2 separate regions of the Homo sapiens genome follow, and region 1 is linked to region 2. Evidence: chromatin loops called from intact Hi-C (ENCODE). Cell type or tissue: Calu3. All regions are shown on one strand. Each heading gives the region's core, and the rest is flanking DNA. Links, peaks and the distances in the headings are about the cores only.

The links. Hi-C counts contacts between places; a loop is a spot of excess contacts. Peaks named below come from ENCODE experiments on the same cell type or tissue, not always from the same donor. Only the 100,000 strongest peaks of a DNase experiment are listed, where the experiment ranks them.
Region 1: it touches region 2 in a loop (2.7-fold over the local background); 2 of 110 quality-filtered maps call a loop at or near these places.

The regions. Positions count from the first base shown.
Region 1 is chr6:28,751,729-28,764,149 of GRCh38, reverse strand. It overlaps TRA-TGC6-1 (tRNA-Ala (anticodon TGC) 6-1), which reads left to right and starts at 5,715; the gene lies at 5,715-5,786. It overlaps TRF-GAA6-1 (tRNA-Phe (anticodon GAA) 6-1), which reads left to right and starts at 480; the gene lies at 480-553. RefSeq lists an enhancer at 5,603-6,802. In Calu3, for the core only: no CTCF peak of the experiment used is centred there; a DNase peak (open chromatin) is centred at 5,759.
Region 2 is chr6:28,810,218-28,822,638 of GRCh38, reverse strand. TRA-TGC5-1 (tRNA-Ala (anticodon TGC) 5-1) reads left to right here and starts at 5,333; the gene lies at 5,333-5,404. It overlaps TRA-AGC6-1 (tRNA-Ala (anticodon AGC) 6-1), which reads left to right and starts at 10,496; the gene lies at 10,496-10,567. RefSeq lists an enhancer at 9,552-10,052. In Calu3, for the core only: no CTCF peak of the experiment used is centred there; a DNase peak (open chromatin) is centred at 5,388.

The DNA of each region.
Region 1 (12,421 bases), core at 2,418-10,417, 59 kb after region 2:
CAGAAGTTGCCGCGAGCCGAGATTGCACCACTGCACTCCAGCCCACGCAACAGAGCGGGACCCTGTCTCGAAAACAACAACAAAAAAGAGTTGTTATGCACCAGTGTGGAGACCACAATTTTAAAAACTCTAAGGAAGAGATAGAATGTACTGGAGGACATAAGAGATCCTTCTTTTCTTTCTTTTCCTGTCACTTATTTTATTTATTTAATTTATTTTTTTTAGACAATCTCCCTCTATCGCCCAGTCTGGAGTGCAGTGGCGTGATCTCGGCTTACTGCAACCGCCACCTCCCGGGTTCAAGCAATTCTCCTGCCTCAGCCTCCCTAGTAGCTGGGATTACAGGCGCGCACCACCACCCCTGGCTAATTTTTGTATTGATATTGAACAAAACAGAATTAGGCATTAGAAAATACACTCACTCTACAAATGACGTTTTTATATTTTGAAGAAATGACTAAGGGTGTGTGCTTAGAGTAGCTGAAATAGCTCAGTTGGGAGAGCGTTAGACTGAAGATCTTAAAGTTCCCTGGTTCAACCCTGGGTTTCAGCCAGCATCTTTTGAGTTCTGCCTAATTATCACTCCCTTATACAGCACTTATACGCCAATCCCAGAAGCTTACATATCTCCAATTTTTGGGAGTTTTTGAAAGTCTGATAAAGGTAATGTACATGTTTGTATCACTCTCTCCTTTGTATATTCCACTGAAGTCTTCCATGAAGTGCTCTCATTACATAAATTATTTAAAGTTTTTGGACGGAGTCTCACTCCGTCGCCCAGGCTGGAGTGCAACGGCGCGATCTCGGCTCACTGCAACCTCCGCCTCCTGAGTTCAAGCTGTTCTCATATCTCAGCCTCCCAAGTAAGCTGAGATTACAGGCCCCCGCAACCATGCCCGGCTAATTTTTGTATTTTTAGTAGAGACAGGGTTTCGCCATGTTGATCAGGTTGGTCTCGACCTCCTGACCTCAGGTGATCCACCTGCCTCGGCCTCTCAAAGTGCTGGGATTTCAGGCGTGAGCCACTAAGCCCGTCCTTATTTAAAGTCTTAAACTTAGGAAGTTATTAGTTTTAAAACCTAAGAAATTCCAACGTGCTATATGCTGTGGCATTTACAAGTCATTTTTGATTTGATATTATTTATATGTATTGGGCGAGGGTTATTTTTAAATCACAAGAAATATGAAAAAAAGAAACATACAGTGAAGTAACTATTATACTGTATGAGCATATATATGGGGGTGTGGTGTATGCAAGAAACATTTTGAAATTAGAAAAACCCGGGTTTGTATCTTGAGTCAACTCCATTATTAAAGTGCTGTAAGAACTTTTTTTTTCTTTCTTTCTCTTTCTTTCTTTCTTTCTCTTTCTTTCTTTCTTTCTTTCTTTCTTTCTTTCTTTCTTTCTTCTTTCTTTCTTTCTTTCTTTCTTTCTTCTTTCTTTTCTTTCTTTTAAGCAGGGTCTCACTCTGTCATCCAGGCTGGAGTACAGTTATACAATCAGAGCTCACTACAGCCTCAACCTCTCTAGGCTGAAGTGACTCCACATGTCAGCACCCTGAGTAGATGGGACTACAGGCGAGCACCACCATGCCTGGCTAAATTTTTTTTTTTTTTTTTTTTTGTATTTTTTTTGTAGACTGTGGGTTTCACCGTGTTGCCCAGGCTGGTCTTTAAATCCTAGGTTTAAGCAATCCACCTGCCTAGGTAGGCCTCCCAGAGTGCTTGGATTACAGGCAGGAGCCATCGCACCAGGCCCAATTACAAGAACATTCTAAATTTTCTTGCTGAGAAGACATTTCTTTAGCCTGGCAACCTTGTCTAGAATTTCCAAATCTTAAGCTGTTTCCATGTTTGTATCCAGGAAAAAAGAAATATATGTATTTCTATATGAATTATTTTATCAAACATTCATGAGGGGCTCTAGAATACTGAAAATGAAAGCAAATGGGCAGCAAAGTCAAGACTCAGGTGCATGTGCCCCATTTTCCCTTTTTCACTTCAACTCCTCTCTTGAAATTCTCTGTTGGGATAATAGGTCTTTTTTTGGTCATTTTGATTTTTTTTCTTTCAAATTACTGCTTCAGTTTCAGTGTTGTTTTTCTCTAACTTCTGCATACCCTGTGAGGAGACAATAATCTACAATACTCCACTATCAGAACTGCAGCAAGTTGCAAAAGGAAAATTAGTACCAAATGAGAAGTAACCTTGGGTTAGGGACATTGACTGTACAGAAACTGGGAATCAGGTACTTTATCCTTTCACTGAGGCTTTCTCAACTCAGAAGCTTGTGTTTTACTCCATTAAGAAATATTTGACTAGACAAACAGTAACATTGAATGTTTTGTGCCTAACGCAGTAAAGATTCCTTTACATTCTGTTGAAATGGAAGGCCTAGGGCAATTCCAAGCATGATTTGTCTGCCATTCAATGGCTTAAAAATGATGTTAATAATGATTTTGTAAAATGGGATGTTGTAAAGATCAAAGGAGATCATGCATAGAAATGCATTCTGTCAAGTCCACTCACAGCATGAAACTTAATTACTGGCAGATCATGCTCCGTGTTCTCTGCTTCTGGGATTCTCCCAGAACAGCACCTAAATGGATAACATTGTCTTTAGACAATTCTGTCCAATCAAGAGATAATACAAGTTTTAAATGACAGCCATTTTGTAGTGTTACCTTTTGCAGTAGTTGCATTAAAAAAAGTCAATATTTATATTTTTATGTAATTTCAATTTTTATTTTAGATTTGGGGGTACACGTGCAGGTTTGTTACATGGGTATACTACATGATGCTGGGTAAATTGCATGAGGTTTTGAGTGCAATTGATCCCATCACCCAGGTAGTAGGCATAGTACCCAAGAGGTAGCTTTTCAAATCTTTCTGCCCTCCCTCCCACCCCTCCCCATAGTCCCCAGTGTTTGTTGTTGCTATCTTTTATGTCCAGTTTCAATAATATATTTAAATCACTTTGTATATCCAAAAACTTATTTTAAGAAGCTATCAATTATAAAATTATTAGTGAGATATTTTATATTTAAAAAATAGTATTACACATCTTTGAAATCTGGTGTGTGTATGTATATATATATTTACATATATATATATTTTTTTTTTTTTTTTTTTTTTTTGCGAAGGATTCTCGCTCTGTCACCCAGGCTGGAGTGCAGTGGCCCGATGTCGGCTCACTGCAACCTCAGCCTCCCAGGTTCAAGCAATTCTCCTGCCTCAGCCTCCCAAGTAGCTGGGATTTCAGGTGTGTGTCACCAAGCCAGGCTAATTTTTGTATTTTTAGTAGAGATGGGGTTTCACCATGTTGGTCAGGCTGGTCTCGAACTCCTGACCTTGTGATCCACCCACCTCAGCCACCCAAAGTACTGGGATTACAGACGCAAGCTACTGTGCCTGGCCAAATCTGATATGTATTTTACACTTACAACACTCTTAACTTGGACTGGGCAATTTCAAGCATTCAATAGCCAGTGTGGCTAATGGTAACCATATTGGACAGTGCAGGTTTAAACAGATACTTTATATATTTTTAGGTTTTCTGAATTGAGTATGTATCACATGAGGGTGTTCTGTCTTCAGGATTAAATGTTTAATTCCTCAGAGGAATTCTGTGTTAAATAAGCTCATCCCACAGTTTTTACAAAAAAAACTGTGTTTCAGTCGTGTTGTTGTTAGTCAGAAGAGAGCTACAGATATTTAATTATTTAAAATTCTCTCCTTTTCAAGAGGCAAACAAAAAAGCAGACCTTCATATTATGATGAATTCCCAAGAATCCAGTAGACATCCAGGTTTCTCTGGGTGCAACATGACATAATGATGAAGGAGTGTTTCTGCAAATTGTCCTAATATTACTTCTGCAGCATCAAAGAGCTAAGATTATCTCCCTAGCATTTACATGCACACACAGACAGTCAAACACACACACAAACACTAGTTTTGTGTGTAACACTTCTCTTGTTTCTTATTCAGTGAAACCTAGCATTCAGTGCTTCCTATTTTTGTTCTAGAAATTCCATCAGCCAACCGAAAAGACAAGTCTGCCATATAACCTGCTGTTTTCTGCCAGTTCTACAAGGGATCAATGTTATTTCATGAGTGTTGGCAAAGGCTCATATATGAGTAAATCAGAATGAGAAAGAGTTAACAGTCACTAGAAATTTGGTGTCAGGAAATGGATTTTCTTCTCATCTTCTTATGTAGTTCAAAGAACACAGCCCTAATCATGATAAATAATAATAAATACCAGGGTTCAAGAACATAGAGGAGCAAACTTTAAAAAAAATTTTTTTTTACTTTATTATTATTATTATTATTATTTGAGAGAGAGTTTCACTCTTGTTGCCCAGGCTGGAGAGCAATGGCATGATCTCACTCACTGCAACCTCCACCTCCTAGGTTCAAGCAATTCTCCTGCCTCAGCCTCCCGAGAAGCTGGGATTACAGGAATGCACCACCACACCCAGCTAATTTTTGTATTTTTAGTAGAGACAGGGTTTCACCATGTTGGCCAGCCTGGTCTCGAACTTGCAACCTCAGGTGATCCACCCGCCTTGGCCTCCCAAAGTGCTGGGATTACAGGCGTGAGCCACCACACCCGGCTTTTTTTTCTTTTAAACAAATATCGTGAATAGGTTTGTAATTCCCAAATCTAAAAGGACCCTTTTTAGTCTTTATCCACCCTCTATGCAATATGTCTACTACTACTAATGCTCACAAACCCCAGGCTGGAGAGTCAATTGCCTGAGTTCTCCATGTAACATCCTCACAGTGTGCCCCACAGATACACCGAATTTAGCATGAGCCAAGCTAACTTATCTTCTCCATCTTCCAATCTTTCTCCCATTCCTTAAAGAGTTGTTAAAAACTCCCCTTTTCTACACCTCCTTCTGTTTGGCAATAGCCTGTTTGTTTTTCTAAACCACTTTCCCCCGTACCTCTTAAATCCTGTTTCTACTTATTTTTTATCTCACCCTCATAATTCAACTCTTCTCGTCATCCCTAGAGGTGTTGTTTCACTCACACCTTATAAATTTTTCTTTTCTTTTCTTTTTGATTTTGATACAGGGTCTCACTCCATCACCCAAGCTGGAGTGCAGTGGCGTGATCATAGCTCCCTGCAGCCTCCAGCTCCCAAGGTCAAGTGATCCTCCTGCTTCAGCCTCTGGAATAGCTGTGAGTACAGGCGCAGGACAACACACCAGCTAAAGACCCTTAAGATGAAATGCTGAGTGCATCGCTCTCAGGTTTTCTTCTGACTGTGATTTTCCTCAATCAAATCTAACCTTTAATATTCCGGCTGAGTAAACAACAAATATGAAGCATTTTAGGTAAGAAAAAGCTGAATTTCAATAACTTTGCGTCATCTCTGAAAGAAATCGAAAGAATGAAAAACCAGAATTTGATTCCTTGCCAAGCATAACAGAAGAAGGAGATCCTGACAACTCAACGTTTTAAAGCCACATTGGAAACTTCTTTTGGCGGTTATCTGACACTTTTCTAATACTTTGCTTTCCATTTCAAGTCCTGTACAGTATACTAAAGAATCTGTATCCCCTCATTAGTACCGAGTATCTTCTACTCAGAGCAGCTGAAGGCGCTCCATGATACTAACCACTACTACCAGCATGCTCACGGAGCCAGTCTCAGAAAATGAAAGTTACCTCCTGAAAATTATTACAAAACAGTCTTTCAGGAGGGGGGTGTAGCTCAGTGGTAGAGCACATGCTTTGCATGTGTGAGGCCCCGGGTTCGATCCCCGGCACCTCCAAATGGTGGTTTTGCTCTGGCAGTGCTTAAATGTAATTCTCAAGCAACATAGCCTTCTGCCTCCTCACCTTTTTCTATCCTATTTCTGCACGTATAGAGAGTAAAAACGTAACCCAATGGATTGCCTTCACTTATCTCCCATCTCTATAATGTAAGCCTCAACATCACCTAAGGCGATTGCGACGGCAGAAGGAAGAGGAGAAAGAAGAATGAGGTCGCAACAGGGTCTCTTGAAAGCAAACAAAAGCGTGCACATCAACAGGCGGCTCACTTTGGCTTCGGTTTTGTACTATGATTAAAGAGAAGGAAAGGCTGAGAAGAAGAAAGGCAGAAAAGCCCCCCCCCGCCCCCCGGGCATTTCGTTTTGGTCGTTGTTTTTGTTTTCTGAGCCAAATCCAGAGTCAAAGCATCTGTCCACTGATTTCTCTCCCTGTCGAACTGCGCAGAGAGCACAGCCACAAGTGCGATCCAAAGCTGAGAAAATGTGGCTCTCCAGCCGCTTGAGATGAGAGTGGCAGGACGCTGGACAACCGAACGAAGACTGTCGGGGAATTAGAGGTCTTCAACACGGAAGGAGCGAAATCAATAAGGATCAACACATTCCCTACTGATAGTCCATACGATTGATTCATTTTCCTGTATTGCATCAGTCACTCCATTCTCCTCGTTAAAATAAAACACTGAGGTCCGGGCGCGGTGGCTCACGTCTGTAATCCCAGCACTTTGGAAGGCCGAGGCGGGGCGATCACCTGAGGTCGGGAGTTCGAGACCAGCCTGACTAACATGGAGAAACTCCGTCTCTATTAAAAATACAAAATTAGCCGGGCGTGGTGACGCACGCCTGTAATCCCAGCTACTCAAAAGGCTGAGTCAGGAGAATCGTTTGAACCCGGGAGGCGGAGGTTGCAGTTTGCTGAGATCCCACCATTGCACTCCAACCTGGGCAGCAAGAGAGAACCTCCGTCTCAAAATAAAATAAAATATAACATAACATAAAACATTGCCTGGAAACCTCTGTTAACAGCAAACAGAGGCCCCATATGAAAAAGTAGAGAAAGCTTTTCTGCCACAATGGAAAATAGATGCAAAGTAAAGGTGAGTAAATTGCAGGTGTGTTGGCACTTCTAATTAAAAAAAAAAAATTCTTTTTTCTTTGTCAATCCTATCACATCTGCTTTGTATGACGAGGGAACTCCAGGAAATCCTATCTACTGATGACACCTTTTAGGGGTTTCCAATGCTGCATGTTTCAAAACTGCTGTCCTCTGTGTATATGTTTGCCGTTGAATCAAAAGTGTCTTTGAGAGGCAACAGAGTACGATGTTTGTCATCAGTCCACCAGTCTAACACTCTGTCAGGGTAGGCTGTCCTTACTTCTCGATTCTTTTGTTCAGTGAAAATATCCATAACCAGCCTACAGGAGAGATATTGTCTAGTGAAACCTGCTTAGCTGAAGACTGGTTGTGTGCCCCAGGGACAAACCATATGTTCGTTATAAGATACATTTTTTTTTTTTGTTTGAAGGAAGGTAATGCAGACATTTTCTTTTCGTTTCATACTTGTTTTCCCTTCTATCCACTGGTTCTCTCCAGGCACTTTAAGCAAATAGTGGCATGTTAGTCACAGTGGACACTGCACAGGAGAATAAGGGGTGAGGGATCAGGGTGCTACAAGAGGAATGCCAAATTCCAGGCCCAACCTCAGATCTATTGAGTCAGAATTGCTGAGGGTGGCGTCCAGCCGCCTGTGTTTGAATAAGCCCTCAAGTGACTCTGATGTTAAAGTTGTTTTGTTTTGTTTTTTGAGACGGAGTCTCGCCCTCTCGCCCAGGCTGGAATGCAGTGGTGCAACCTCGGCTCACTGCAATCTCTGCCTCCCGGGTTCAAGCGATTCTTCTGCCCCAACCTCCCAAGTAGCTGGGATTACAGGCGCGCGCCGCTATGCCCAGCTAATTTTTGTATTTTTAGTCGAGACGGGGTTTCACTATGTTGGTCAGGCTTGTCTCGAACTCTTGACCCCGTGATCCGCCCGCCTCGGCCTCCCAAAGTGCTGGGATTACTGGAGTGAGCCACCCGCCCAGCCGCTGATGCTAAAGTTTGAGAAGCACTGTTCTAGAGGTTTAAGAAGGTGGTCCAGGGCCAGGCGCCTGCTGAGGAGGAAGAGCTGTTCCCGGGGTTCCCTGCCTATTCTCAATCAAAAACTCAAACCACCTAGGAAAGCCAGTGAGGTTTGTATTTGCCTTACATCAGGGGTGGGGATGCATTTATTATCTCTTTGACACCGTCAACATTTTAGATGATTTTGGTAGTCACACACAAGAGACTGATTTTCCTGTAGAAGAACTCACCAGAGTTCTTGTCAGCCAGGAGACTCTTTTGAGCCAATTTTCTTTATTTCTTTCCTTTCTTATCATTCTACCCTCCCTTCTCTTTCTTTCTCTTTTTCCTTTCTTTCTTTTCTTTCTTTCTTTCTTTCTTTCTTTCTTTCTTTCTTTCTTTCTTTCTTTCTTTTTCTTTCTTTCTTTCTCTCTTTCTCCTTTTCTTTCCTTTTCTCTCATTTCTTTCTTTTCTTTTCTTTTCTTTTTTTTTTGAGACAGGGTCTCACTCTATCACCCAGGCTGGAGCGCAGTGGCGTGATCTTGGCTCACTGCAGCCTCTGCCTCCTGGGTTCAGGTGATTCTCCTGACTCAGCCTCCCAAGTAGCTGGGATTTCAGGTGCGCGTCACCATGCCCAGCTAATTTTTAGTAGAGGTGGGGTTTCACCATGTTGACCAGGCTGGTCTTGAATTCCTGACCTCAGGTGATCTGCCCTCCTTGGCCTCCCAAAGTGCTGGGATTACAGGCATGAGCCACTGCACCTGGCCACCAATTCTGTCATTTCTTTGTCACATAAAAAGTAAAAACATGACCCAATTCATTGCCTTTACTGCTCTCTTATTTCTATTTCTATTTGGTCAGCCTCTGTACCAGCCAAAGCAACTGACATAGCAGGAGAGGAAAGGAGGAAAAAAGAACCAGCTTTTACAAGATCTCTGGATCATGTTTCACTGTCAACTGTAAAATTATTTGTCTAGCCCTAGATTGGAAATATTATCTTCCATATATTTTCCTCAAAGTTTTATAGTTTTACATTTTATATTCATATCTGCGATCCATTTTAAGTTCACTTTTGTGAAGGCATGAGACTTATTTTTCTTCCATGGAATTACTACTTAGGCAACTTTGTCAAAAACCAGTTGAGAATATTTGTGTAGGTTTATTTTTCCATTCTCTCTATTAACCACGTGCCTATCTCCTTGCCAATACTATACAGTCTTAATTACTGTAGTAATAATACAATAATACAAGAATACAACAATGTAATGAAATAGTCTTGAAATCAGGTAGACTGTTTTTCCCTCCTAGATTTTAAATAATTATTCTAATTCCTTTGACTTTGTGGGAGAAACCTGGTGGGAGGTAGTTGGATCATGGGGGTGGCTTCCCCCATGCTGTTCTGGTGATAGTGAGTGAGTTCTCATGAGATCTGATGGTTTCATAAGTGTTTGGCAAGTTCCTCTTTTGCTCATACTTCTTTCTTCTGCTGTCATGTAAAGAAGGTCCTTGCTTCCCATTTCCCTTCCGCCATGATTGTAAGTTTCCCGAAGCCTCCTCAGCTATGTGACTCAATTAAACCTATTTCCTTTATCAATTACCCAGACACAGTGGCTCACGCCGGGAATCCCAGCACTTTGGGAGGCAGAGGCGGGCGGATCATGAGTTCAGGAGTTCCAGACCAGCCTGACCAATACGGTGAAACCCTGTCTCTACTAAAAATACAAAAATTAGCCGGGCATGGTGGCCTGCGCCTGTAGTCCCAGCCACTCGGGAGACTGAGGCAGAAGAATTGCTTGAACCCAGGAGGCGGAGGTTGAAATGAGCCGAGAGGAGGCCACTGCCCTCCAGCCTGGGCGACAGAGCAAGACTCCATCTTAAAAAAAAAAAAAAATTACCCAGTCTCAGGTAGTGTCTTCATAGCAGTGTGAAAACGGACTAATACACATTCTGTCTTTTACCGTGATGTACAGTGTTAGCTGTTCTCTATTCCTATTTTTCTGAGACTTTTTGTCATGAGTAGCTATTGAAGTTTGACAAATTCTTTTTCTACTGTGATATGATCACGTGATTTTATTTTTTAGCCTGTTAATATGGTGGATTGCAGTGATTGTTTCTAAATTTACCTAGTCTTACGTCTCTGGAATAAACCCCACTTGATCATGGTGTATAATGCTTCTTATATATTCCTGAATTCTATTTGATAATATTTTGGTAAGTATTTATGCACCAATACTCATTATTTTGTACTGTATTTACCTGGTTTTAGCATCAGGATACTATTAACTTCATAAATAAATGGAAAGTTTTTTGTCCTCTTCTGTTTTTTTCAGAATAGATTGTGTAGACCTTGTTTTAATTCTTTAACCATTTTTTTTTTTTTTTGAGACGGAGTCGCGCTCTGTCGCCCAGGTTGGAGTGTCACTGCAAGCTCCGCCTCCCGGGTTCACGCCATTCTCCAGCGAGTAGTTGGGACTACAGGCTCCCTGCCACCACGCCCAGCTAATTTTTTGTTTTTTCAGTAGAGACGGGGTTTCACCGTGTTAGCCAGGATGGTCTCGGTCTTCTGACCTCATGATTCGCCCACCTCGGCCTCCCAAAGTGCTGGGATTACAGGCATGAGCCACCGCCCCTGGCCTCCTTAAGAACTTCTTAGAATTCTTCAGTGAAATTTTCTTGGATTCGAAGATTCCTGATTTTTTTTTTTTAAACGAAGTCTTGCTCTTGGCCTCCAGGCTGGAGTGCAATGGTGCGATCTTGGCTCACTGCAACCTCTGCCTCCCAGGTTCAAACGATTCTCCTGCCTCAGCCTCCCAAGTAGCTGGGATTACAGGTGCCTGCCACCACATCCGGCTAATTTTTGTATCTTTAGTAGAGACGGGGTTTCAGCATGTTAGCCAGGCTGGTCTCGAACTTCTGACCTCAGGTGATCAGCCCGCCTTGGCCTCCCAAAGTGCTGGGATTACAGCCATGAGCCACCACGCCCGGCCAGATTCTTGATTTTTTTTTTAAATTATGTTACAAATTTAATTCCCTTAATAGTTACAGGGTTATAAAAAATGTATTACATATTGAGTTAGTTGTGTTAATTTGTGTTTTTCAAGGAATTAGTCTATCTCATCTAAATTGTCAAGTTTGTGTGTAAAGAGTTATTCATAGTAAGGCAGAAATTTAAAAATAAATATGCATTCATTCACTCCAAGAAAAGTAACAGGAAAGGGTTAAAAAGAAAAGAAACAAGTTTTCGTTTGCCTAGCAGCTCACTTCAAGGACAGTTACAAGATAACACTTTCCGAAAAGCCAAGGCCAAAGGAACGGCTTCCAGACACGCCCTTCTCCCACCCCACCCAAGAACAAGGTTGAAGGGAAAAAAAGGAAAGGCAAATTCCTATACTGTTACTCCTTTCCCTGGCTTCTTAAGCATAACTGTTTTTACAAATGTCTGTATTTAGTCAGTTCTTGTTTTTCTTTTGACGCAGCTGCAAGGCCACAAATTAAGCACTGTATGATTAACTGCCTTTGTTTTGCTTATAAAAACTCCTGCTCTGTCTTTGTTCAACGCTCAGCATTTTTTGTTTGTTTGTTTTGTTTTGAGACAGAGTCTTGCTCTGTCGGCCAGGCTGGAGTGCAGTGGCACGATATTGGCTCAATGTCACCTCCGCCTCCTGGGCTCAAGCAATTCTGCCTCAGCCTCCCGAGTAGCTGGGATTACAAGCATGTGCAACCACGCCTGGCTAATTTTTGTATTTTTAGTAGAGACGGGGTTTCACCACGTTGGCCAGGCTGGTCTCGAACTCCTGACCTCAGGTAATCTGCCAGCCTTGGCCTCTCAAAGTGCTGGGATTATGGGCGTGAGCCACCAGGCCCGGCCAGTGCTCAACTTTTTGGATGTGAATCCACTCAGTGGCTGCTTACCTTAAAATAAATATCCTCCTGTTCTCCTGTATCAGTCTTTCCGTTCCTCAGTTTACCACCACAATAGTATTCCCTTATCCTAATATTATTTTTATATATTAGGATATATCATACTACATATGTTATATAAAATATTATATTGATAATATGTTATGTTAATATTATATAATAAATAACATAATTATAAAATATATTTATTTATATGATTATTTAACAAGTTATATATTATTATTTACTTATATTATTAGGATATAATATATCCTTATATATTATTAGTATATACTATGTATATTATATATATATATATTCTGAATAATCTTGAGGATGCTTTTCCTCCTTCATTTTTTAACTCTAGCCTGCCTCTTCCCTTTCCCCACCTGCTGGTTCTCGGCTCCTCTCCACCTTCTTTCTCATTTATTTCTAAATGAAGTTTTCACAAAAGCGCAGGGCACTCCTAGTCTCGTTTATGCACATTTTAAGCACTATGTTGAGATTCCTATGCAGCTGCTATTTTAATTTCCACATCACTTTCCTTTTTTTTTTTCCTTCTCTACATGCTTGACTTTAAACATTTCTGCAGCATAGGCTGAGGCTGGGCCCAGCTGGGGAGAGATGCGAGGCCAGATAA
Region 2 (12,421 bases), core at 1,412-9,411:
GCCTGGGTGACAGAGCGACACTCCGTCTCAAAAAAAAAAAAAGAAAGAAACACCTCGGTTTGTATCTTGAGTCAACTCCATAGCTCTGCAGTTAAACTGCTGGGAAAATAACTTTCTTTTTTTTGAGACGGAGTCTCGCTCTGTCGCCCAGGCTGTAGTGCAGTGGCACGATCTCGGCTTACTGCAAGCGCCGCCTCCCGGGTCCACGCCATTCTCCTGCCTCAGGCTCCCGAGTAGCTGGGACTACAGGCGCCCACCACCACGCCCAGCTAATTTTTTGTATTTTTAGTAGAGACGGGGTTTCACCATGTTAGCTGGGATGGTCTCGATCTACTGACCTCGTGATCCACCCACCTCGGCCTCCCAAAGTGCTGGGATTACAGTGTGAACCACCGCGCCCGGCCCTGTTTTGTTTTTTTGAGGCAGGGTCTCACTCTGTCACCCATGCTGGAGTGCAGTGGTATGATCACAGCTCACTGCAGCCTCAGCCTCCCTGGACTCAAGCGATCCTCCCATGTCAGCCTCCTGGGTAGCTGAGACTACAGAAATGCAACAACAAGCCTGGCTTTCTCTCTCTCTCTTTTGTACTTTTTTTTTGTAGAAACTGGGTTTCACCATGTTCCCCCAGCTGTTCTTGAAATCCTGGGCTCAAGCAACCTGCCCGCTTCTGCCTCCCTACGTGCTGGGATTACAGGTGGGAACCACCGCACCAGTCCTAATTACAGGAATATTTTTAAGTTTCTTACTGACAGGACATTTCTTTAGCCTGGAAACCTTGCCTAGAATTTCCAAATCTTAAGTTATTTCCTCATTGGTATCCAGGAAAGAACAAAAATAAGTCTTTCTTTCTTTTTTCTTTTTTTTTTTTTTTTTGAGACAGAATCTTGCTATGTTACCCATGCTAGAGTGCAGTGGAACGATCTCAGCTCACTGCAACCTCCGCCTCCCCGGCACAAGCAATTCTCCTGCTGCAGCCTCCCAAGCAGCTGGGATTACAGGCGTCCACCACCATGCCTGACTAATTTTTGTATTTTTAGTAAAGACGGGATTTCACCATGTTGGCCAGCCTGGTCTCCAACTCCTGACCTCGTGATCTACCTGCCTCGGCCTCCCAAAGTGCTGGGATTATAGATGTGAGCCACTGCGTCCAGTCAAAAATAAGTATTTCTAAATTAATTATTCTGTCAAGACTCAGGTGGATGTGCCCCATTTTCCTTTTTTTTACTTCAACTCCTCTCTTGAAATTTTGTGTTGGGATAATGGGCCTTTTTTGTCCTGTTTTTTTTTTTTTTTTTTTTTGTCTGATTTTTTTTGGTCATTTTTAATATCTTTTCTTCTTTCAAATTGGTGTTTCATTTTCAGTGTTATTTTCCCCTAACACCTGCATACTGTGTGAGGAGACAATAAACTACAGTACTCCAACATCAGAACTGCATCAAATTGTGAAAGGAAAATTGGTACCAAATGAGAGACCAACCTCAGGGTGGGGACATTGACTGTACAGGAACTAGGAATCAGATACTTTACCCTTTAAGTCACTGAGGCTTTCTCAACTCAGAAGCCTGTGTTTTATTTCATTAAGAAATATTTGATAGGCTGGGCGTGGTGGCTCACGCCTGTAATCTCAGCACTTTGGGAGGCTGAGGCGGGTAGATCACCTGAGATCAGAAGTTTAAGACCTGCCTGGCCAACATGGTGATACCCTGTCACTACTAAAAATACAAAATAATAATAATAACAATAATAATAATAATAATAATAAATTAGCTGGGTGTGGTGGTGGATGCCTGTAATCCCAGCTACTCGAGAGGCTGAGGCAGGAGAATCCCTTGAACCCGGGAAGCGGAGGTTGCAGTGAGCCAAGATCGCAACATTGCACTCCACCCTAGGCAACAAGAGCAAGACTCTGTCTTAAAAAAAGAAAAAAAAAAGGAAACATTTGATTAGACAAATGGCAGGATTGAATGTTTTCTTGCCTAGCACAGTAGTGATTCCTTTACATTTTGTTGAAATGAAACGCCTAGGGTAATTCTAAGCATGATTCGTCTCTCATTCAATACCTTAAAAATGAGGCTAATAATGATTATGTAAAATGGGATGTTGCAAAGGTCTAAGGAGATCATGCATGGAAATGCATTTAGTCAAGTCCACTCGCGGCATGAAACCTAATTACTGGCAGACCATGCTCCATGTCCTTTGGCTCTGGGATTCTCCCAGAACAGCACCTAAATAGATAACATCGTCTCTAGACAATGCTGTCCAATCAAAAGATACTACAAGTCTTCTGCTTTAGCTTCTGGGATAAAAAGAATTTTTAAAAAAGTTAATACAAATCTTAAATGAGAGCCACTTCTGTAGTTTTAAATTTTCTAGTAGTCACATTTAAAAAATAAACAGGCAATACTTATTTTATATAATTTTTTAACAATTTCAACTTTTAGATAGGCAAGGTGGGTCATACCTGTAATCCCAGCCCTTTGGGAGGCCGAGGTGCGCGGAACACCTGAGGTCAGGGGTTCAAGACCAACCTGACCAATATGGTGAAACCCTGTCTCTAATAAAAATACAAAAATTAGCTGGGTGTGGTGGTGCATGCCTGTAATTTCAGCTACTTGGGAGTCTGAGATAGGAGAATCACTTGAAACCTGGAGGAGGAGTTTGCAGTGAGCCCAGATAGCGCCACTGTACTCTAGCCTGAGAGACAGAGCAAGACTCTGTCTCAAAATAATAATACTAATAATAATAATTTCAACTTTTATTTTAGATTCAGGGGGTACATGTCCAGGTTTGTTACATGGGTATAGTGCATGATGCTGGGGTTGGGGTGAGATTAATCCCATCACCTGGGTGGTGAACATAGTATCCAATAGTTAGCTTTTCAAGCCTTTCCCCTTCTCGCCTCCCCCTCTAGTAGTCCCCAGTGTCTATTGTTTCCATCTTTTATGTCCAGTTTTACTAATATATGTAAATCACCTTGCATGTCCAAAATATTATTTTAACAAGTAATCAATCTTAAAATTATCAGTGAGACATTTTATGTTTAAAAAATGATATTACATCTGGCCAGGTGCGGCGGCCCATGCCTGTAATCCCAGCACTTTGGGAGGCCGAGGAGGGCAGATGACAAGGTCAGGAGTTTGGGACCAGCCTGGCCAGCATGGTGAAACCCTGTCTCTACTAAAAAAAAAAAAAAAGAAAAAGAAAAATTGCCAGGCATGGTGGTGCGCGCCTGTAGTCCCAGTTACTCAGGAGGCTGAGGCAGGAGAATGGATTGAACCCAACAGGTGGAGGTTGCTGTGAGCCAAGATTGCACCACTGCACTCCAGGTTAGGTGGCAGAGCGAGACTCCATGAAAAAAAAATTACATCTTTGAAATCTGGTATATATTTCTCACTTTCAACACATCTTAACTTAGACTAGGCAATTTTCAGTACTCAATACCCAATGTGGCTAATGGTAACCATATTGGACAGTGCAGATTTAAACATATACTTTATATATTTTTAGGTTTTCGAAATTGAGTGTGTATGACAGGGTGTTCTGTCTTCAAAATTAAATGTTTAATTTCTCAGAAGAATGCTATGTTAAATGAGCTCATCCTACAGATTTCACACAAAAAACATGTTTCAATCGTGTTGCTGGTAGATAGTCTGAAGATAGCTACAGATATTTAATTATTTAAAATTCTCCCATTTTTATGAGGCAACCTTCTTATTATGAATTCCCAAGAATCCAATAGACAGCCAAGTTTCTCTGGGTGTAACACAACATAAAGATGAAGGAGAGTTTCTGCAAACTGTCCTAATATTGCTTTTACAGCATCAAAGAGCCAAGATAATCCTTCCCATCATTTACATGCACACACACAGACACAGTCAGGCAGGCAAACACACATGAATACACATCAATTTTGTCTATAACAATTCTCTAGTTTCTCCTTCAGTGAAGTCTATCACTCAGTGTTTCCTATTTTTATTCTAGAAATCCCATCAGCCAACTGAAAAGCCAAGTCTGACATACAACTTGCAATTTGGCAATTTTGAAAGCCATCAATGTTACTTTATTAACATTGGCAAAGGCTCTTATATAGGCAAACCAGAATGAGAAAGAGTTAATAGTCACTAGAAATTTGGTGCTGAGAAATAGGTTTTCTTCTCATCTTCTTATGTAATTCAAAGGACACACGATAAGTCCCAAGATTCAAGAACTTTTGAATTCAAGAACAAACAAACTTGTTTGTTCACTACAAATATCACGAATAGGTTTGTAATTTCCATATCTCAAAGTACACTTTTTTAGTCTTTATCCATCCTCCATGTAATGTGTCTACTACTATTAATGCTTACAAATCCCAGGCTAGAGACAGAGTTAATTGCCTGAATTCTCTGAGAAACATCCTCACAAGTGTGCCCCACAGATACTTTAAATTGAGTATGAGCCAAACTAACTCATCTTCTCCATCTTCCAGTCTATCTCTCATTCCTAAAAGAGCTGTTAAAACCTCTCCCCTTTTCTGCACCTGCTGTGTTTGTTTTTCTAAAGCATTCTTCAACCCTGTTTGTATTTATCTTCGGTCTTATTCTCATAATTCAACCCTTCTCTCCATCCCCATAGCTGTTTTTCATTCACGCCTTATGAATCCCTTCCCCTCCCCTCCCCTCTTCTCCCCTCGTCTCCCCTCTTCTCCCCCTTTCCCTCCCCTCCCCTTCCCTTCTCTCTCTGTTGCCCAGGCTGGAGGACAGTGGCACAGTCATAGCTCCCTACAACAACTAACTCCCGAGCTCAAGCGATCCTCGTGCCTCAGCCTCTAGAGTAGCTGGGAGTACAGGCGTAAGACACCACGCCAGCTAAGGACCCTTATGAAAAAATGCTAAGTGCATCGCTGTCAGGTTTTCTTCTGATTGTGGCTTTCCTCCATCAAATCTTATCTTTAATATTCCGATTGAGCAAACAACAATTATGAAGCGTTTTAGGCAGGAAAAGGCTGAATTTCAATGGCTTTGTGTCGTATCTGGGAGAAATTAAAAGAAACGAAAACCTGAACTTGATTCTTGCCAAGCATAATAGAAGGAGACCCTAAGAACTCAACGTCTTGAGGCCACAATGGAAACTTCTTGTGGTTATTATCTGACACTTTTCTAATCTTTCGTTTTTCGTTTCAAGTCCTACACAGTATTCTAAAGAATCTGTATCCCCCATTAGTACCAAGTATCTCCTGCTCAGAACAGCTCTCCGCACTCCATAATACTGACCACTACTACCAGCATGCTCACGGAGTCTCAGGAAATGAAAGTTACCTCCTGAAAATTATTACAAAGAGACCTTATAGTGAGGGGGTGTAGCTCAGTGGTAGAGCGCATGCTTTGCATGTATGAGGCCTCGGGTTCGATCCCCGACACCTCCAAGCGATGGTTTTGCTCTGGTAGTTTTCAAGCGACAGACTTCTGCCTCCTCACGTTTTTCTATCCTATTTCTGCACATATAGACAGTAAAAGTGTAGCCCAATGTTCAGCCTTGAACTATCTCCACTGGTTATGCTGTGAACCTCGACATCACCAAAGGCGATTGCCACAGCAGAAGGGAGACAAACAAGAAATGAGGGGGAAAGAAGAACGGGATCGCAACACGGTCTCTTGAACCCAAACAAAAGCGTGCACATTCACAGGCGGCTCGCTTTCACTCCCATTTTGTACTATGATTAATGAGACGCAAAGACAAAGGAGAAGGGAGAAAAGCGCCCTGAAGGCATCTATTTTTTTTTAAGTTATTTTTGTTTTCTGGGCCAAAGAACAGAGCGAAAGCCTCTGTTCACTGATTTCTCCACCAGTCTCTCCCTGTCTACCTGCGCGGAGAACACAGCTACCAGTGTGATCCAGTACTGAGACAAGGGCTGTGGCTCTCCAGTCGCTTGAGATGGGAGTGGCAGGGCGCTGGATAACCACACGAAGACTGTCGGGGAATTAGAGGCCTTCAACGTGCGAGAAGCAGAAACCAATACGGATCAACATTCCCTACTGATGTTCCATAAGACTGATTTGTATTCCTGTATTTCCTCAGTCACTCCATTTTCCTCTTTACAATAAAATATTGCCTGGGAACTTCTGGTAAGAGCAAACGGAGGCCCCATATGAAAAACTAGGAAAAGGTTTTCTGTCACAATGCAAAATACATGCAGACTAAAAGATAAGTAGATCGCAGGTGTGTTGGGCACTTCCTGCCTTGGGAAAAAACAAACAAACATTTCATGTTCTTTCTCGATCCACCTGATTACATCGCTTTTTTTGGAGAGGGAACTCCCAAGAAATCCTATGCACTCATGAAACCTTTTATGGTTTCCAACGGTGTATGGTTTCAAAACTGCTGTTCTCTCTGTACATATTTCCTATTGAATTAAAGTGTCTTTGAGAGGCAAGAGAGTATGATGTTTGTTCCTAGTCCACCAGCCTATCAGGCTGGCATGATAGATACACTCTATGAGGCTAACATGACCTTACTTGATTCTTTTGTCCAGTGAGAATATCTATAACCAGCATCCAGGAGGGATACTGTCTGATGAAACCTGCTTAGCTGAGGACTGGCTGTGTGTGTGCCTCCAGACCAATCATATGTTTGTTTTGAGACACATTTTTTGGAGGAAGGTAATACACACATGCCATGTATTTTCTTTTTGTTTCATACTTTTTCTTCTTTAATTTCCTGGTATCCATTGGTTCTCTCCAGGCAAACAGTGGCATGTTAGCCACAGTGGACACTGCATAGGAGAGCAAGGGGTGGAGGATTAGGGTGCTGCAATCAGAATAATAAATTTCAGGCCCAACCTTAGGTCTATTGAATCAGAACTGCTGAGTATGGATGGGGCTCAGCCTCCTGTGTTTGAATAAGCCTTCAAGTGACTCTGATGCTAAAGTTTGTGAAGCACTGCTCTAGAAGTTTCAGGAAGTCCCAGGGTCAGGCACCTGCTGAGGAGGAAGAGTTGGTCCTGGGGTTCCCTGCCTATTCTCAATCAAAAACACAAACCTAGGAAAGCCAGTGAGGTTTGTATTCGTCTTATGTCAGGGATGGGGTTGAATTTACCATTTCTTTGACCCTTTGAATATTTATGCAACTTTTCAGGTCACACACAACAGACTGATTTTCCTGTGGAGGAACTCACAGGAATTCTCTTGAACCAGGAGACTCTTTTGAGCTGAAATACCTGGAGCTCTCTCAAGCTATTTGGGCCTTGCAATTTGAAACCCAGGCTTGGACGATTCTAAGCCCTGTGGCAGAGAGTAATCATTTTCTCTCCACCCTCAGGGTGAGGACTCATCCTCAGGGTTGGGAGTGACTGCTGTCTCTCCAGCCCCCACCAAGTCTACCAATGTTCTGGTTGTTAAAATCCAGCATATGCATGAAATGTAATAAAAGTATCTTTGCAGCAGTAAGTAGAGAGTTCCTCGTTGTGAGCAGACCATTCCTCTTCCTCCTTGGAAAAAATTCTGTATCCACTTTCTACATTTTCACGTTTGTCTCTTCCTCTACACACACCTCAGCTGCTGCTTTATTTACACTTGTCTCATGTAAGGATCTTCTTTTATGTGGTAACCTTGGCTTTTCCCACTGTTCTTGCTTCCACGAGTTGGATGCAGGCAATATAGGAGCCGACTGCAAAATGTAGGTGATATTGTCCAGAAAGAAACCCGAATTTCAGAGGCTTGCTGATGTGGAAGAAAGCCAAGATATTAGACTCATAGAGCTTCACTCTGCTAGGTAGGTTGAAATCTGGACACCCTGAATTCCATAAAAACAAGGTAGTACTCCTTCTGAAAACCCTCGTAAGTTTAAAATATACTGGGACTGCCTTACCTTTCTTGTTTTTCATGCCTTGTATTCCAAGCTTGACAAGCTATAACAAAAACAAAAGCAAAGAACACTCTTCCTATCTATAACAAAGGACCCTATGCTTCAGCGGGAGGGTCTCTCTTCCCGGTTAAACACTCTCCCCCTCGCTAACAGTAGGGATTGGAAATAGGCGGCTTCTCTGTCGTTTCCTTGGAAGCCACTAATACCACCCGCCTGTACCAAAACTCAAGGGTACCCGTTCTCCCCAGTGCCCCAGCCAGTAAAGGAGCTGCGAGGCGTTCTCAACGCCGCGACTGCCTTGAGCAAAACGAGGGAGATCTTGCGAGGAAAGTGTTTTCAGCTCACTTCTCCAACAGGGAATGAGCCCTCTCGCTTATCGCGGACAGCGAGGAAAAGCAGCGGAGATGGGCTTCCGGGCTGCACTCCGCCTTCCGGCCCACCCAGATCCTCTGGCAGCCTCGGGCGCTCGCCCACTTCGCTTCTCCTCCGCCTTTGCCGCCGCCGCCGCAGGTGCGCACCCCACCGCGTCCCTGCTTCCCTCTCGAACTCTTTTCGAAGGTGGTCCTCGTTCTCCTCTCCATCCATCGTTTCTTGAGTGTCAGAACTGGAGCCATAGCGTCCCCAAGACGAAATCCATGCTGGGTTTCGCGACCATGGTGCTGGCCCAGGCGCTGGCAGGGTAAGGACGGGCAGCGACCCACGCTCCTGGGTCTTCGTTTCTAAGAGCTGGGAATTCCACTTTCTCACCTCCTCACCTGCACCTAAATCCCCCGAGACGGTACTGACCCTTCTGTTTTAGTATCCATCTACGTTACTCTTGATAGAAGAGTACAGCCCTTGAAGGAAGAGGGAAAAGAAATTTGAGAAGGGAGAATTTAGAAAAACCTTTTTAGTTTGAAATTATTTCAAACCTACAGAAAAGTTGCAAAAATGATACAAAGAACTGCCACACACAAGTTACTCATATTTACCAATTCCCGATATTTTGCCACAATGATTCTCCTCTCTCTTTACGGCTAAACACACACACACACTATTATTTTTCTCATGTACTTTATTATTTATTTATTTATTGAGACAGGTCTTGCCCTGTCGTCCAGGCTGGAGTGCAGTGGTGCGATCTCGGCTCACTGCAACCTCCGCCTCCCGGGTTCATGCGATTCTCCTACCTCTGCTTCCCAAGTAGTTGGGATTAGAGGCATGAGCCACCATGCCAGGCCATTTTTTGTATTTTTAGTAGAGACGGGACTTCACCATGTTGGCCAGGCGGGTCTGGAACTCCTAACCTCTGGTGATCCGCCCGCCTCGGTCTCCCAAAGTGCTGGGTTTACAGGCGTGAGCCACCCCGGAGCTTCTGTGTTCTTTTAAATCATCCCCATCATTCTGGCACAGCAAGATATTTTAGGTTCATCTTGTAGTTTCCCTGGCACAGTCCTGGAGTCAGTGTAGTTGACACTAGTAGCTACTTTCTATTAGTATCTCTGGTTCCTTTTAGTAGAGAATGGTATTTGAAAATCAAAATATAGAGTCATCTTGCTCATTGTTTCTAAGGTATTTCTTCCAGGCTCAGTTAGCAGACAGATCTGTAGGGAAAATGTACTATTTTTATTTTTTGAGACAGAGTCTTAGTCGCCCAGGCTGGAGTGCGGTGGTGCGATCTTGGCTCGCTGCAACGTCCGCCTCCCGAATTCAAGCGATTATCCTGCCTCAGCCTCCCGAATAGCTGGGACTACAGGGGCGGCCACCACACCCGTCAAATTTTTGTATTTTTAGGAGAAACGGCGTTTTGCCATGTTGGCCAGGCTGTTCTCGATTTCTGACCTGAAGCGATCCACACGTCTCAACCTCCCAAAGTGCTGAGACTACAAGCGTGAGCCACCGCGCCCGGCCTATACAATTACATATGTATAATTTCATACTGATGCCTCCAATTCCCATCAACACCAACAGGACTATTCTTTACCTGCTTTCTCTTACAGTGACAGCCTGTTTCCAACAACACACGCGCTCACACACACTCATTTTCCCAATCCTAAAATTCACACAAAATCTCAGAATTCCTGCAGCCTTAGCTCTAAAAAAAAAACCCTCATACATAGAGTTTAAGATTTGTTTCCTCTTCTTTTTGTACTTACAATTAGAACAACGAACTTTGTCAAGCATTTTCTTAAATCAGTTATTTCAATGGGGTTATGTTATTCTTTCACAATGCAGTTTTAATTTGCCTCTATTTGTGTTGAATTTTAGGGTATTTTCACACACACTTGAGTCAGTTTTATTTTTTGACCATGTGAGACTAACACGCTTCCAAGAGTCAAAAGAATACAGAACATTATAATCAGAAAATTTGCAAGAGAATGTTGTATGCCAGGACACACTCAAATGATTGAATGCAAGTATGCTCCAGGAAATCTAACGCGATGGGGAGCCCACCGTGGGGTGAGTTGATCTTGGACTGACCACAAATCAGGAACAGTGCCTTTATTTGTACTATTAAGCTACCTTTCTTTTGGTGTAGCAGGGCCTAAGAGAGGAAACACTTCCTGTAGGAAATTGAGAGTGGAATTGAAAACATAAAGATTATCATGACACAGAGCCCAGACTCAGACAATAATAGTCATCAAAATATTCTCTAAAAGGCAAGTCTTCCAGAGGGGGTATAGCTCAGCGGTAGAGCGCGTGCTTAGCATGCACGAGGTCCTGGGTTCAATCCCCAATACCTCCAGGTTTTGTTTTCTTCCCCGGGCACTAGTGAGAAGCGGTCCATGATATTCCCCAACTTTAAATTTTTCTGTCTGTCAAGGTGAATTGTGTTGGCCTCTGCATTTCTCTCTCATACACAGAGGTGACTCGTGTTTATTCCTTTGAATCTATTTGCTGCTTAGGATTATCCACTTATATTTTCTAAGCAGTCCACCAATCACTAACATGAACCACGCACGAGGGAAGCAAGCAGTATTCCTGGCCATGCAACCAATTTCTAGTTGTAAATGAAATCATCAGAAACCATAGAACTGTGTGGCCCAAGTCTGATTTCAGATCAGAAGCTAAAAAGGCTCACGTCCTTTTCTGTTTCTTCTTCTAACTCCCTCTAACCAGGTTGAGAAGCCCTACAAGCTTTCACTAAAAGATTACACTGCCGGTGGTTGATGATTTGATGTGCTGGTGGTCACTTTTTCCATTAGAGACCCACATAGTTTGAAACTTAAACTATTTAACTACAAACACAAGGCAAATGATGAAAAGATAGCAGTCACCTCAGCTGAAATTTGGTGGAAGTAAAAAGTACTTCTCTGGGTCCTCAAGGAAGTTTCTGGTCTGAGATGCAAATACTCTGAACTCCAGGAAACAAGATCAGTATAGGAGAAAGCTCATTTTGTTGTTTTTCATAAATAAAAGTAATGAACGTTTATTCTCCCAAGCCCAACGGATCCTTTTCTACCTGATTGTACTTACTCTCCAGAAATAACCTCCTTCTAAGCTAGGGAACAACCCATACCTCCAGATTAGAGAGCTCTTTGTAGAGTTTCTGATTCTGGTATTACAGTACTAAGCAGAAATCCACAGGGAAATACTCTGCAAGCATGTTAATACTAACTTGTTAAAAGAAAATCTGCTTTTATTTTCATCTTTATTTCATGCCAACAAAGCAAAAAAAAAAATAAGTTACTAAACACCCAGAAGGCAGAAAAGTGACCTCTATCCATCTGCAGGAGCCAAGCAAGCGTGTGGGCTTCCGTATGCATCCTTTCTTTTACTCACTTTCTAAATGCTGTAACGGTCCACCATCTACCAGGTGGTCACAAGTCATCGCTAAACTCAATCTGAGGTCAGCCCACACGACTTGTGAGTGGTTCACTTATATTGCCTCTGCACCTGTAACAGGACTAAGAAGACGGTGGCTGCACACGTAGTTAACACCGATTGTACCTCGACTTCGCCTTTCTGCAACAGCTGTGACGCTCTGCAGGTCCTGAGCCAAGAGCTGGACGTTAGGAGTAAAGGAGCTCGTTGCAAACGCCAGGAAGAGTTTCTTTAGGGTGAAGTTGGCTTTCGATTGGCTTTATTCTAGGAGATATATATGGAGCAAAGAAACGGTAACTTTTTCTCATCTTTTGCATTTTAAGCAAAAACTAATAAAATTAGATGTTTCCGCCGTCATGCTCAGTCTCTTAGCTGCCGGCAGATCCCGCTTCTAACTCTCAACACGGGCACTTAGGAAGCCAGGCAATCCCTGAAGCTCCCTCAGAAGCTACGGTATCAGCGGTTCCTGAGGCGCAAACCAAAACCCAACATCACTCCAAAGAGCTCAGCCCGTCTGTCGAGCGACGGAAATAGCGGAGAGGCGCTCTTGAAGCCGTGACAGCCTGGGCGAAACGAACCAGGTCTCCTTCCTGGTCCAGCCTACCTCCCTAGGGACACCTCTCTTCCCTCACGGCCAGAGGAAGCGACGGAGAGATGTGGCGCTTAGATTCACTCTACGGTCCCGTCCATCCAAGTCCGAATCATCTTAAGGATGCTTTTCCTTGCCCTCTATCTCTCTCCCATTTGTGTTTTTCTTCCTCCACTTCACGGCACC